Linked DNA regions of Homo sapiens: region 1 is linked to region 2. A link is a contact called in ENCODE Hi-C or POLR2A ChIA-PET data. All regions are on one chromosome and are shown on one strand. The core of a region is the stretch at or near the end of the contact, and the rest is flanking DNA. Distances in the headings are between cores, read along the strand shown.

Evidence for each region. A loop is a pair of places that touch in the nucleus more often than their neighbours do. ChIA-PET counts read pairs that join two places held with the same protein, here RNA polymerase II (POLR2A). Pooled maps may share reads with other maps.
Region 1: a pooled map shows a loop between it and region 2 (3-fold over the local background). The contact joins the promoter of NEURL2 here to the enhancer-like site in region 2. A Hi-C loop is called at or near these places in 1 of 50 pooled maps. POLR2A ChIA-PET finds 5 or more read pairs at or near these places in 2 of 52 experiments (GM10248 and HEK293T).

Annotation. Positions count from the first base shown.
Region 1 is chr20:45,885,536-45,892,457 of GRCh38, forward strand. It overlaps NEURL2 (neuralized E3 ubiquitin protein ligase 2), which reads right to left and starts at 5,673. Exons shown (of 2, transcript NM_080749.4): 1 at 4,715-5,673; 2 at 3,099-3,338. The coding sequence starts at 5,456. The coding sequence ends at 3,223. It overlaps CTSA (cathepsin A), which reads left to right and starts at 5,800. Exons shown (of 15, transcript NM_000308.4): 1 at 5,800-5,844; 2 at 6,034-6,227; 3 at 6,381-6,492; 4 at 6,738-6,788; 5 at 6,863-6,922. The coding sequence starts at 6,034. SPATA25 (spermatogenesis associated 25) reads right to left here and starts at 2,087. Exons shown (of 2, transcript NM_080608.4): 1 at 2,001-2,087; 2 at 956-1,610. The coding sequence starts at 2,055. The coding sequence ends at 982. RefSeq lists enhancers at 798-1,298, 1,299-1,799, 5,138-5,847, 6,087-6,136 and a silencer at 5,777-6,046.
Region 2 is chr20:44,644,589-44,651,537 of GRCh38, forward strand. All of the region lies in intron 1 of ADA (adenosine deaminase), which reads right to left. Among named protein-coding and RNA genes, the nearest start is that of ADA, 3.6 kb to the right of the region's middle. RefSeq lists enhancers at 233-312, 1,464-2,717, 1,533-1,632, 1,566-2,081, 3,470-3,970 and 2 more, cis regulatory regions at 468-1,026, 1,715-1,742, 2,126-2,721 and silencers at 1,323-1,402, 3,279-3,447, 6,920-6,949. Within about 2 kb of position 1,668, at least 10 of the 41 ENCODE cell types and tissues checked have a DNase peak (open chromatin) inside an H3K27ac peak, as active enhancers do.

The DNA of each region.
Region 1 (6,922 bases), core at 4,423-6,922, 1.2 Mb after region 2:
ATTTTCCTTCCTTGCCTATGGTCCTATGACCTGCCTTCAACATGCTGGGAAATTTAAGGCAAGAGGAGAATTCAAATACCTAGGACTTAATATAAGAAATTCTGGCCAGGCATGGTGGCTCACACCTGTAATCCCAGCACTTTGGGAGGCCGAGGCAGGCGGATCACCTGAGGTCGGGAGTTTGAGACCAGCCTGACCAACATGGTGAAACCGTGTCTCTACTAAAAATACAAAAATTAGCCGGGCGTAGTGGCAGGCACCTGTAATCCCAGCTATTCGGGAAGCTGAGGCAGGAGAATCACTTGAACCTGGGAGACGGAGGTTGCAGTGAGCCAAGATCATGCCATTGCACTCCAGCCTAGGTGACAGAGCAAGACTCTGTCTAAAAGATAAAAATTAAAAAAAAAAAATTCTGGGTAGGCCAGGTACGGCGTCTCACGCCTCTAATCCCAACACCTTGGGAGGCCAAAACAGGCAGATTGGAGCAGCCTGGGCAACATGGCAAAACCCCTTCTGTACAAAAAATACAAAAATTAGCTGGATGTAGCACGTGCCTGTAGTCCCAGCTACTCAGGAAGGCTGAGGTAGGAAGATCACTTGAGCCCAGGAGGTTGAGGCTGCAGTGAGCTGTGATTGTGCCACTGCACTCCAGCATTGGTGACACAGTGAGACCCTATCTCAAAAAAAAAAAAAATTCTGATCAAGTCTTCAAAACAACATAAAAGCAGCCTTAACTCTCCAAGCAGGGGCCCCTACCTCAGATAATTTCCATTGTATCTACCTGACAAAACCTATCTCCTGTCTTAGTGGTATCTGGAGAAACTTTAGGGTCTGGAAGTCCCTGATGAAGGACTGGAATTTGTCAGAATGGCTCAACCACCAGCTCTATCCCCATCCCTGCCATAGGCCCTCCTCCCAACCCTGTCTGCCCAAGAACCATACGGAGAAACCACCCTACATATCTGGTGCTATTTCATCCATCTACAAGCAGGAGCCAGGAGGCTGGCCCCTTTTAGATCTCACTAGGGGCATCTTCCCAGAGGCTGTGTGGGCATGTGCCTGCTCCCACCGCGCCCCCTCCACAGCACCCTCTGGCTCCGGATGGGCCATCATGAAAGCTTGAGCGGCCCAGATCAGGTCCTCTTCCCGAACTCCTGGGACGGGCACGGTGGGGATGCCAGCGATCATCATGGCGAGGGTGAGGATGCAGATATCAGGCTGGGAGCTGGCCTCCTTCCCCACTGCCTCAGAGGGTACCGGTAGAACCCGTGGTGACAGCCCACACAGCATCAGGGGCCTAGGCCTGCTGGGGCCACCCAGGTCAGGGGCTCTGCTTCTGGAGTAGCCATTGTCCCAGCCCAAGCTCTCCAGCTGCCTCACATGCGGGAATTTGTGGCAGTTTCGGCTGTATTCCTTCCGTAGTGTCTCCCAGCTAGTCCCCCCAGGGCAGCCCCTGGCTTGTGGCATTGCCAGGGCTGGGCCCCAGGCCTGGGCAGCAGGTGCCACCTGCTCAGCTTTCTGGCTCAGTGGGCCTGTTCCACCAGAGGCCACCACCACTGGCTCTACAGGACTACAGAGGCCAAGGGACAAGCCTGGAGAAGCAGCCCCACCTGCAGAGACAGGAATGAAATGGAACGTTATTCTCAGTTCTTTGAGGAGGGGGCCCTGAGGGGCAGGGCATGGGAGCAGAGCTTGGGGGCGTAACTAAGACCAGCCCCAGCGGACTGTCTAGAGGTTGGGAACTAGGTGTTACTCATATCCACACTCCCAGTCCCCAACACGGAGTAGGTGATGGAGAAGCGTTTGTTGAATTAATGAATAGTGAGCAAGCGGGTAGTTATTGATTGGCAAGGATGTTTGGAATGGCTTTTCTTCTAAAAGAATTGATTCTAGGGCCAGCCCCCAAATGCCCAGCAGAACCGCCACCTCCCCAGAGCCAGAAAGCAACTTCTCAGGGGAAGCTGCCGCACTCCCTCCAATTGCAGGTGCCCCCCGCTCACCTTGGCCGGAAGGCAGAGGACCTGGATGAGTTTGTGGAGTCCTGAAGTAGGACATGGCTTCCCCAAAGCCCCGGTTTGTGAGGGAATAGTGATCTGCCGCCTGTCCTCCCTTCTTCACCCTTCTAGAATGTCACCTCATAGACCCTCCCCTTCACACTTGGAATCCACTTTACAGCGTTGACCTATTCATTCTAGAACCTGGACATGACAATAGGATGAGGTTAAAAGAGCACCAGACCAGGAGCTGGGTGTTCTAGGTTCTTGCCCTAACCTTGAACGAGTCACCCAGATAGTTTTGTTCCTTGATATCCTTATCTGTAAAGTGTGTCTGATGACTGCCCACTACCTCATTAGGAGTTTTGAGGATGAAATGAGATCATTTGTATGGAAGCAGATGACCAGAGATGGAAACACAGGAGCCAAGTGCTTCGTGCCTTGTAGAGTAAGACTTCGGGTCAGACCCAGTATTGGTATTTTTCTTTTTCTTTTTTTGAGACAGAGTCTCACTTTGTCGCCATGACTGGAAGGCTGGAGTGCAGGAGCAAGACCTCAGCTCACTGCAACCTCTGCCTCCTGGGTTCATGCAATTCTCCTGCCTCAGCCTCCCGAGTAGCTGGGACTACAGGAACCTGCCACCACACCTGGCTAACTTTTGTATTTTTAGTAGAGACAGGGTTTCACCATGTTGGCCAGGCTGGTCTCAAACTCCTGACCTCAAGTGATCTGCCCACCTCGGCCTCCCAAAGTGCTGGGATTACAGGCCAGGTATTGGTATTTTTCAAAATTCCTCAAGTGATTATAATATATGACAAAGTTGGAACCTTTTTTCTAGGGACATACTTCTCAACCCTGGCTGTACATGAGAATCTCTTGAGAAGCTTTTACAAAACACAATGTCTAGGCCTAATTTCCCAACAAATCAAATACGAATCCCTAGGGATGGGATGTGGGACACCAGCACTCTTTACATATCCTAAGATGACTCTAACAAGCAGCCAGCCTAGGGACCCCTGCTCTTTTGCTCCGACCTGCTGACCTGCAGTGATTCTAAACGAAGTGACTCTCATAGGCTGTAGGGGCAAGGAGACCTTCCAGTGATCAAGATGTCAGCATCGGCTGTTTATTTCTGGTCTTGGCTGGCAGCAATGTGGCCAACTTCGGACCAGCCAGCCACAGGTCTGGGGCTCCAGGATGCAGCTGTGCTCTGGTGCACTGTGGGTCTTCACTCATACTTGCAGAAATCCTTAAGTTCTTTGGGCAGGTGGAGCCCATCAATGGCCAGCCGGTGCACCATGCTCCTTTGTATCACTAGGCGGCACAGAGTCTGCAGGGATGGCACTGTGGGAAGAAGACTGTGAAAGGCAAACTGAACTGGAGGGTGGGTCTGAGGCCAAGATCCAGAAGGTCTAGGTCATGGTCCCCACTTTGTCATTAAATGTGGGCAAGTCCTTACTGCTCTCTGGGCCCAGCCTGCTTCATGGGGCTGAGAGAAGCACCTCTTCCTGAGAGCTGCCACAAAGCTGCAGCCCTGTTTATATCATAACACTTAGCACAATCCCTTCCCCATTCACTTAGCAGCTTCTGGGGGCAGGGGTAGTGTCTGATTTGCCTGTGCAACTGAAGCCTCCAGCACAGGCCTGGCACAAAGAGGGTTCTGGTGCATTGAGTTCATGAAATGTGATGAGAGGTATAACTGCAATGCTTACCAGGGCTATAATGAATCATACTCAGCATTAAGAAGCTCTCAGTCTGGGGTTTGTTATGCCTCGAAGCCAATAGCCAATATGCCCAAGTCTATGAGCATGTTTCTTTCTTTTCTTTCTTTTTTTTTTTTTATTTAAAGAGAGAGGGTCTTGCTCTGTCACCCAGGCTGAAGTGCAGTGCTCAGTGAACTGCAGCCTTCAATTCTTGGGCTCAAGCGATCCTCCTGCCTTAGCCTCCCAAATAGCTGGGACTACAGGCATGCACCACCATGCCCAGATAATTATTTAATTTTTTGTACAGATGGGGTCTCACTTTGTTGCCCAGGCTTGAGCTAGCTAGCTTGCTTGCTTGCTTGCTTTCTCTCTCTTCCTCTCTCTCTCTCTTTCTTTTTTTTTTCAGAGTCTTGCTCTGTTGCCTAGGCTGGAGTGCACTGGTGAGATCTCGGCTCATTGCAACCTCCACCTCTCGGGTTCAAGTGACTCTCCTGCCTCAGCCTTCTGAATAGCTGGGATTATTGGCACATGCCACCACACCCAGCTACTTTTTGTATTTTTAGTAGAGACAGGCTTTCACCATGTTGGCCAGGCTGGTCTCGAACTCCTGGCCTCAAGTGATCTGCCTGCCTCCCCCTCCCAAAGTGCTGGGATTACAGGTGTGAGCCACTGTGCCCGGCCAAGCATGTTTCTAAGAAAAGGGCAAACAATTCTCAAAGAGGCCCCTAATATCTAAAATTGGTTTAGAATCCCTGCCCTAGGTGAATACAGGAAACACTATCAAAACTAAAAGGGAACTTGTAGGGCATCTTAATCAATCAACCAAGATAGGTACCAAGGCCCAAAACCATGTAGAGGCTTGTGCAAGATCACAAGCAGAGGTGCAATTTGAAGCTAGATTCTCCCACTCTTAAACTAGTGCCGGACAGACGAAGGCCTAGCACATGGGCTACGGAGCCCTAGTAGATTCCAGTCCCCACACTGAGCCAGGAGGGGTCGCTGCCCAGGGATACCTACAGCCATACTCGAGCTGGACAAGGCGCACGCTCTTTGTGGAAGCAAACACGTCCACCACCGCGTAGAGGGGCTGCGCAGCTGGCAGTCCCCGGGCGCTCGGGCCCATGTCCTCGCCGTTGATGATGATGTGCATGTCGGCCGTGCCATCGGGGCGCGGGCAAAAGAGGACACCCAGGCGGCTACGGCGCGCGGTCGGAGGCAGCACGTTCAGCTCATAGAGCTGGTCCAAGAGATGGCTGTAGAGCCCTGGCCGGCTGCGGCCCACCAGGCGGTCCCGGGGAATGCGAAACTGCTCAATGCGCAGATATGGTTCCACGAGGAGGGTTGGAGGTCGGCTGGGGGCCGCTGCCTCCGCCTCCGGGCGGCCCTCCCGGGGCACGCGGTTGTGGTGGCGCGTGATGGCGAAGACCCAGGTGTGGCCCAGGTTGACCAGATCGGGCAGAGAAAACTCGGGAACGGGGGCCAGACTGGCGGGGTCCAGCGCGGTCAGACCGAGACGCAGATGTCCGCACCAGCCCAGCTCTTTCTCCTCGATCTCGACCAGGAAGACCTGGCCCGGGGCCAGCGGCTCGCGGCTGAAGCACACGCCGTGGGCGAAGCTCTCCACGCGTGTGGCCCGCGTCCCAGAGGGGTCCACGCGGATGTTGGCACCGTGCACCCGATGGAAGCGGGTGGGAGGGGGCTCCGGGCGCTCGAGTCCCCAGAGTGCACCCGAATCCACGGGCTCGGAGGCAGCAGCCATCTCTCGGCCATAGGGCAGGCCAGCTGGCGCCGGGGGCTATTTTGGGCGGCGGGCAATGATGGTGACCGCAAGGCGACCTTGTAAGGCATTTCCCCCCTGACTCCCTTCCCCGAGCCTCTGCCCGGGGGTCCTAGCGCCGCTTTCTCAGCCATCCCGCCTACAACTTAGCCGTCCACAACAGGATCATCTGATCGCGTGCGCCCGGGCTACGATCTGCGAGGCCCGCGGACCTTGACCCGGCATTGACCGCCACCGCCCCCCAGGTCCGTAGGGACCAAAGAAGGGGCGGGAGGAAGACTGTCACGTGGCGCCGGAGTTCACGTGACTCGTACACATGACTTCCAGTCCCCGGGCGCCTCCTGGAGAGCAAGGACGCGGGGGAGCAGAGGTGAGCTGGCACCGGAGGCTGGAGGGGATCCCCGAGCCCGGGATCGGTGCGCGGCAGAGGAGGCTCGCGGGTGGGAGCTGGCGCTGGGGCCGGGGCTTCCCTCGCGGAGGCGCCGCCAGCAACTCCCCGGGGGCTGCTGCACGGAAGCGCTGAGGAGCGAGTCAACAGCCCCTCTGCTGCCTCCCGTAGATGATCCGAGCCGCGCCGCCGCCGCTGTTCCTGCTGCTGCTGCTGCTGCTGCTGCTAGTGTCCTGGGCGTCCCGAGGCGAGGCAGCCCCCGACCAGGACGAGATCCAGCGCCTCCCCGGGCTGGCCAAGCAGCCGTCTTTCCGCCAGTACTCCGGCTACCTCAAAGGCTCCGGCTCCAAGCACCTCCACTACTGGTCTGCCGCCCTGCCTTCTGGGCGGGATTGGGAGAAGAGATGACGGATGAGGGATGGGGGGTAGTTCTGCAGACCCCTGAGGATGCCTGGGAGCCGGGAGGGCTGGAAAGGGCCCCTCCAACTGCGCCAACCCTGCCCTGACCCCCCTCCCAGGTTTGTGGAGTCCCAGAAGGATCCCGAGAACAGCCCTGTGGTGCTTTGGCTCAATGGGGGTCCCGGCTGCAGCTCACTAGATGGGCTCCTCACAGAGCATGGCCCCTTCCTGGTGAGTGGACAGCAGGGGGAAAGCACAGTTCCCAAAGTAAAAGGCTGGGGAAAGCGAGAGAGGGGCTTTGTGATTTTCCAAAAAGTTTCCTTCCTTCTAAGCCTCGGGATTTTCCTCTATGCCATTGGCTTTGCTGCCTGTACCTCTCAGAGGTTTTACCCACATGTAAAGTGCCTCTCATGGTGGCCCTTTCCCTCCACCCAGCTGGCCCTTGGGACTTACTCAGCCATCTCTTTCCTCCTCAGGTCCAGCCAGATGGTGTCACCCTGGAGTACAACCCCTATTCTTGGAATCTGGTATAGCTGGAGCTGTGGGTGTGTCTGGGCACTTGGATGGGGTGGCATTTAGCTAATTTTTCCCTCCCCTCTAGATTGCCAATGTGTTATACCTGGAGTCCCCAGCTGGGGTGGGCTTCTCCTACTCCGATGAC
Region 2 (6,949 bases), core at 418-2,917:
CCCTGCTTTTGGTGATGAGCTGGGCAGTGCCAGGGTCAGTGACTTATGCCACTATGGCCTCTCAACTGACTTTTAGTGTGAGGCCAGGAGACAGAGCAGCCCTGGGCTGAGAAACTGTTTCAGCTCCACTTCCTCCAGGAAGCCCTCTATGCTCAGCCTCATCTAGGCTCCGCCAGCTCCGAGGTACACAGTGGAAGGGACTGAGCAGTCCCCACAGTGTCTCCTGCTGACGGGGCCTGACAGCTCTGCTGCTGAGAGGTTTCACAGAAGGCAAGATGTGTCTTCCACCTGGGGAAATTCCTGTGGAGCCACAGCATAGGGACTCAGCACACTTAAACTCGTTTTAAAGGCAACAAGACTGAGGCTCAGAGAGTGGGAGGACCTTGAGTTAGAAAGTCTAATGCATACCACAGCCAGGAAGCTATTTGACTCTAAACCCGGAGGTCTAGCAGCACGCTCCCTGCATGCCACATAGCAAGGTGCTGGGTCACTGATGCTAACATCTAAACAGGGGCCAGGTGCGGTGGCTCACTCTTGAAATCCCAGCACTTTGGGAGGCTGAGGTGGGTGGATCACTTGAGGCCAGGAGTTTGAGACCTCCTCTTCACAGAGGTGGAAGGGAGGACCAGCGGGGGCAAGTGTATCCCAAGTCCCAGCTACTTGGGAGGCTGAGGCAGGAGGATCGCATGAACCCAGGAGGCAGAGGTTGCAGTGAGCCAAAATCGTGCCACTGCACTCCAGCTTGGGTGACAGAGGAAGACTCCAGCTCAAAAAAAAAAAAAAAAAAAAAGTCACTGAAGTCACCTGGTACCCAGGACTACTTCAAGGACAGCCATTGTTATGGCCAACATGGTGAAACCCTGTCTCTACTAAAAACACAAAAATTAGCCAGGCATGGTGGCGCACACCTGTAATCCCAACTACTTGGGAGACTGAGGCAGAAGAATCACTTGAACCCGGGAGGCAGAGGTTGTAGTGAGCCGAGATTGCACCACTGCACTCCAGCCTGGGCGACAGAGTGAGACTCTGTCTCAAAAGTCAAAGTAGGACCATTACCAACCATGATGATGATGCTGACCAATGGCAGCTATTGCTGCAGCACCTGCTCTGAGCCAGGCCTGCACTTGGTGTTTGAGAGGTGGGTATGGGTATAATTCTCATTTTAGAGAGGGGAAACTGAGGCACCGTGAAGTTAAATGACTCATTCAAGCTCCTCTAGCTGGAAAGTGGGAAATCAGGACTCAGACCCAGAGAGCCTGACCCCAGCTGGTGTCCAAGTTCAAATTCCTTGCTGTTCTAGCTCCCTGGTCACTAGGAGTGCAGAGGTTATCCCCCACAACTGCTCAGGGGCCTGAGAACATTAAGGGCTGAGGGCAAGCCTACCCCCAACACCTTGGGTAAATACAGATTCCAACCTCACTCTGCGCCCACAGCCTGCTCCTCTCCACCTCCCCAGCCAGACCATGGTCCTACTACCTTGCCCCGCCCCAGGGGGTACCACAGGGACCCCTTCAAGACACCTGAGCAGGTGGACAAGTCTCTCCTGGATCACAGGGCCCCCAGCCACCCAGGTCAAGCCCACCCTGAGGTTGAATGCAGGATTGGGAAGCTGCCTGGCCTCCCCTGCCTCCCTGTGTGAACACAGACCACTTCCTCTCTCTGATCCTCCCTTCCTCCTCCGAAGCAAAAGGCTTCGATGAAACTCAGTCTCCTTTGTTCCCCTCCACCACCAACTGCCATGTGAGTCAAAATGGGTAAGGCAGGCTCTTCCTAGGCACATTTTTGTTTTAACAGGTGGCTCTGGTAACTGAAAGCCACTGCAAGCCCAAAGAAGTGCAGCTGGTGGGTTTTGTGTCAGGAAGACAAAAAGGAGGAGGGAGGAGGGAGATTCTGCAGCTGGAGAGGCCTCCCAGAGTCTACTGCAACCCCCACTCCAGTCCCCAGGAAGGAAACGCACCCCTGAGGGCCTGCTGTTACCAGCCAGGCACTGTACAAAAACCAATCAGCATGTCAGTTTCCCCAAGAACCCCAAGATCTTGGTTTTGTCACCCCATTTTACAGAGGGGGAAGCTGAGTTTCAGGAGTTGTCTACCTGAGGTACCCTAGCTGCTAAGCGGCAGGCAGGAATTCAACCCCAGTACATCTGAAGCCCAGGGCTAATGCACTGGCCCACCCTGCCACCCTGATTCTAACTCTTCCCCCCACACTGCCCCCTCTTTTTTGCATAAAGTGGAATTGGCAAATGAGCAAAGCAATGAACAGCTTCTACTTGAGTGCAGGCAGATCTGGGTTCAAGTCTAGCTCTGCTGCTTGCCAGCTGTGTGACTTTGGCAAGTTCCCTCCCCTCTCTGAGTCTCAGTTTCCTCATAATAAGTGAAGTTAATAATAGGACAGGACCTTCCTCAGAGGGCTGACATAAACATTAAATGAGTCACTGTATGCAAAGCAGGACAGCGCCTCGTGCAGAGTAGACATTCAAATATGAGACAGAAAAGGCACATTGCTGATTTAGCCCCAATTCCCCTCTGCATCAGAGAGGGACAGTTTAGAAACTGCTGTCCCTTGGCCGGGTGCGGTGGCTCATGCCTGTAATCCCGGCACTTTGGGAGGCTGAGGTGGGCGGATCACCTGAAGTCGGGAGTTCGAGACCAGCCTGGCCAACAAGGAGAAACCCCGTCTCTACTAAAAATACAAAAAATTAGCCGGGCATGGTGGTGCATGCCTGTAATTCCAGCTACTTGGGAGGCTGAGGCAGAAGAATCACTTGAACCTGGGAGGCGAAGGTTGCAGTGAGCCGAGGTCGTGCCATTGCACTCCAGCCTGGGCAACAAGAGCGAAACTCTGTCTAAAAAAAGAAAAAAAGAAAGAAACTGCTGTCCCAGCCTGTACCTGTTCACTTGCCAGTCTACAGCTTCAAGGCTCTCAGATTTTGTGTAGCCCTGGCAAGTCCCTCCACTCCCTAAGCTTCAGTTTCTTCATCTGTAAATGGGGATGAAGACCCATGCCTTGTCAAGTCGTCCAGAGGATTCCGTGAGATAAAAGTTACTAGCCGGGCACAGTGGCTCACACCTGTAATCCCAGCGCTTTGGGAAGCCAAGGTGGGAGGATCACCTGAGATCAGGAGTTCGAGACCAGCTGGCTAACGTGGTGAAACCCTGTCTCTACTAAAAATACAAAAATTAGCCGGGCGTGGTGGTGGACGCCTGTAATCCCAGCTACTCCGGAGGCTGAGGCAGAAGAATGGCTTGAACTCGGGAGGTGGAGGTTGTAGTGAGCCAGGATCACACCACTGCACTCCAGCCTGGGCAACAGAGTGAGACTGCGGCACACGCCTGTAGTCCCAGCTACTTGGGAGGCTGAGGCAGGAGGATCGCATGAACCCAGGAGGCAGAGGTTGCAGGGACCCAAAATCTTGCCACTGCACTCCAGCTTGGGCGACAGAGTGAGATTCTGGCAAAAAAGAAAAAGTCACTGAAGGCACCTGGTACCCAGGACTACTTCAAGGACAGCTATTGTTATGATTATTGTAACAGGCATGTGATCAGCACTGGCCTCCAGGATGCAGAATGCCTGAGTGCCTGGTGCCACCTGTGAACATAGGCTGATAAGGGCCACCCCTGCAACCCCCCTTTCCACTTCTTCCAGTGCCCAGCAGGTGCTAAGTCAAACCAGGTGGGGGTATGGGAGGCACACCCGACAGGGCAAACTTGACTTGGGCATCCCCTGACGATGACCCTGCATGGCAGGCACACTTGAATGGGTGTTCAGAGTTCTGAGCGAAGGAATCCAAGAGTGGCCAACCTGGAGATCCAGTCGTTATCTATGAGGAACATCTGAGCCCCACCCCATTCCCACGGGACACTGACCATACAGGGGTATAGGGACCGAGGCCCTTTGTTTTGGGTTAAATGAAGGTTACTAGGTGGAGATGGTTGGGAGAAGGTGTTAAATGAAAATGCTACATAAACTGCATGATTTGCAAGTGGTTGCGGTTCTTCTGCTCAGTCTGCCGCCACTGGACTCTCTTCCCTGTGTCTAAGCCCCCAGTAAAACCCCGTATCTTGTTTGCTACCTCTTCCAAAGAAGGTAGCCTCTTGAACCTGGTGCTATATCCATTGGAGTCAATAGGGGTCCCGCACAACAGAAGGCAGCTGCCTAGGGCCTTGCTAAGCAAAGTGTGTTCCTGGATCGTTGACATTAGCATTTCCTGGGAGCTGGTCAGCAGTGCAGCATCGCAGGCCCCAACCCGACCCACACAGAATCACAGTGTGAACATTAAAAGTCAGGCCACTTGAGTGCAGTTTGAAAAGCGCTGCCCTGCTCTGCTTTCTTCTAGCTGACCAGGTCCCAGGCCTCAGCTGGTGGCAGGTATGAGAAGCTGAAGGACACAGCAAAGGCTCCTGTCTCAGGAGGTTTGCACCTGGGGCACTGGCACCTCTATCCCCAAAGGCTTCTGCAGAGGTAGTTTAGGAAAGATGGTTAGAGGCATGGGATTTCGAAGCCAGCCTCCCTTGGACTCAAACCCCAGATTGGACATTTCCTAGCTGTGTGATCTTGGGCCTAGTTAACCTCTCTGTGCCTGGATTAAATAAAAAATGCAGATAATGTGTTTAGAACGGTGCCTGGCACAGAAACATCAACACTCCATTAGCTGCAGCTAGTAATGCTAATAATTATAACTGTCATCTGTCCCTCCCACAAGAGGGCAGGGAGCTGGCTCTGGTCACAGTGGCTCTGAGATTCACACTCCTTCCCACTTCTCCTGCCAGCTCACACAAGTTCCTCCTCACAATCATACAAGATTTGTCACGCCTCAAACACATGGCAGGTAACATTCTACCTTCACTCTCAAGCATCACCTTGTGGCCTTGGGACTCAGGACACGGGACACCCACATAAGCAGCTGATGTTCCATCCTCCAGGTGTGGACACTGAGGTCCCAATAGGGAAAATGATCTGCCAGCTTGAATCAGATGGGAGGACTGAGCAAGGCCAAAAAATGGGGATAATAATATGAGCCCCTCCCTTGATGGGCTGTTACAGAAGAACTGCAAGGATCCAATGGGTGTCTGCAACAAGTGCTCTAGAAGTGGGCCCTGCTGTTCTCTCCATAACTCCCAACATGTTCGCAATCAAGGAGCCTTTTTTTTTTTTTTTTTTTTTTTGAGACAGCGTCTCACTCTGTCACCCAGGCTGGAGTGCAATGGCGAGATCTCGGCTCACTGCAAGCTCCACCTCCTGGGTTTATGCCATTCTCCTGCCTCAGCCTTCTGCGTAGCTGGGACTACAGGCGCCCGCCACCATGCCCAGCTAATTTTTTATATTTTTAGTAGAAATGGGGTTTTGCCATGTTGGCCAGGCTGGTCTCGAACTCCTGGCCTCATGATCCACCCACCTTTGCCTCCCAAAGTGCTGGGATTATAGGCGTGAGCCACTGCACCCCGCCAATCAAAGAGCTTTGCTATTGCCATAGGATTCACATCAGGGTACAGTGGGTCCCCAGCCCAAGGGCAGAGGGAGCCCAGAGCATTTAATAAAAAGACTGCAAAGGGGAGGCGCCAATCATGGGCCCCAGCTCCAGTAAGACGTGAAGGAGGCAGGGGTGGGGGTAGGAGGGCTTGTACAGCACCTCAGTGCTTCCAGCTTCTGACGGGGAGTAGCTGAGCATTTTCCCTGGGCTGGGGGCATCAGTAGTGGGGGCCAGGCCTCACCCTCCTCAGAAGGTAGGTGGGCTCTCCACAGCCTGTCTCCCTCACTGACACATGCACACTCACTGGATTCTCACCGGCACTTTTGTGATAGCTGTCATCATCATTCACACCTATTTCTTTTCTTTTCTTTTTCTTCTCTTTTTTTTGAGACAGGGTCTCGCTCTGTCTCCCAGGCTGAAGTGCAGTGGCACCATCACACCTCACTGCAGCCTCAACCTCCTGGGCTCAAGCGATCCTCCCGCCTCAGCCTCCTGAGTAGCTGGGACTACGGGAGTGCACCACCACACACACTTCCCCTAACTTTTTTTATTTTTTGGAGAGACGGGGTCTAGTTTTGTTGTCCAGGCTAGTCTCAAACTCCTGGACTCAAATGATCCTCCCGCCTCAGCCTCACAAAGTGCTGGGATTACAGGCGTGAGCCAACCTCCTGGGCCACTCACACCTATTTCTTAGAAGGGTAAGTTGAGGCTGACTGCAGCTGACTCCTTCCCCAACCACTCTCACACCCTACTGGCTGACTCACCCTGCTTGGCAGACTCCTGGGCCCCTCCTCTCGGACTCTGCGACAGGCCAAGGGGGTCCAGACCCTCCCTGACCCCAACAGTCCCAAGACGCCACAGCTGGTGGGCGGAGAAACAAGGGGATTCTCCCCTGGGGCCAGTGGCCATGGCTTGGCCTCGAGTGAACCCTGCTAGGGCCCCAAACCCAGGGCCTACCTAGCTCCTGTTCTTCCCGCGCGGGGGAAGGGGGGTGCTCTGCTCCCCTCCCTCCCCTTTCTGGCAGGGCTCACGGTTCTTCCCCGGGGCGCATCCACAAACCTGAGCTCCTTGGCGCTCACCACCATAACGCTGGCGTACAAAGCTGCTTCCATTCACTGAGCACTCAGTAGGCGCCGGGCACAGCACTAGGTGCCTATCCGGCGTAGACATCGGGCCTGATCATACAGCTGAGCTTCAGAGACCTCAAGTCCCTGCCCAGGCCCACACAGCGCTCAGCGGTGCTAGGATGCCCACTTGACAGACAGCGAAACTGAGACCCAGAGGGGTCAAGTCAGGGGCAGAAGCAGACTCTGGAGGCCTCCGGGTTCTGGACCTTCTCTGCCCCATTGTCCCTGATTAGCCCGCAAGCAAGCCACGGCCTAAGCCGAAGGAAGAACTCGCCTGCAGGAGCCCCCGTTCGTTCCCAGGGTTTGGACGCCCCGGGCTGGGCCCCGCTAAGCCCCTCGGGCCGCCCAGGCG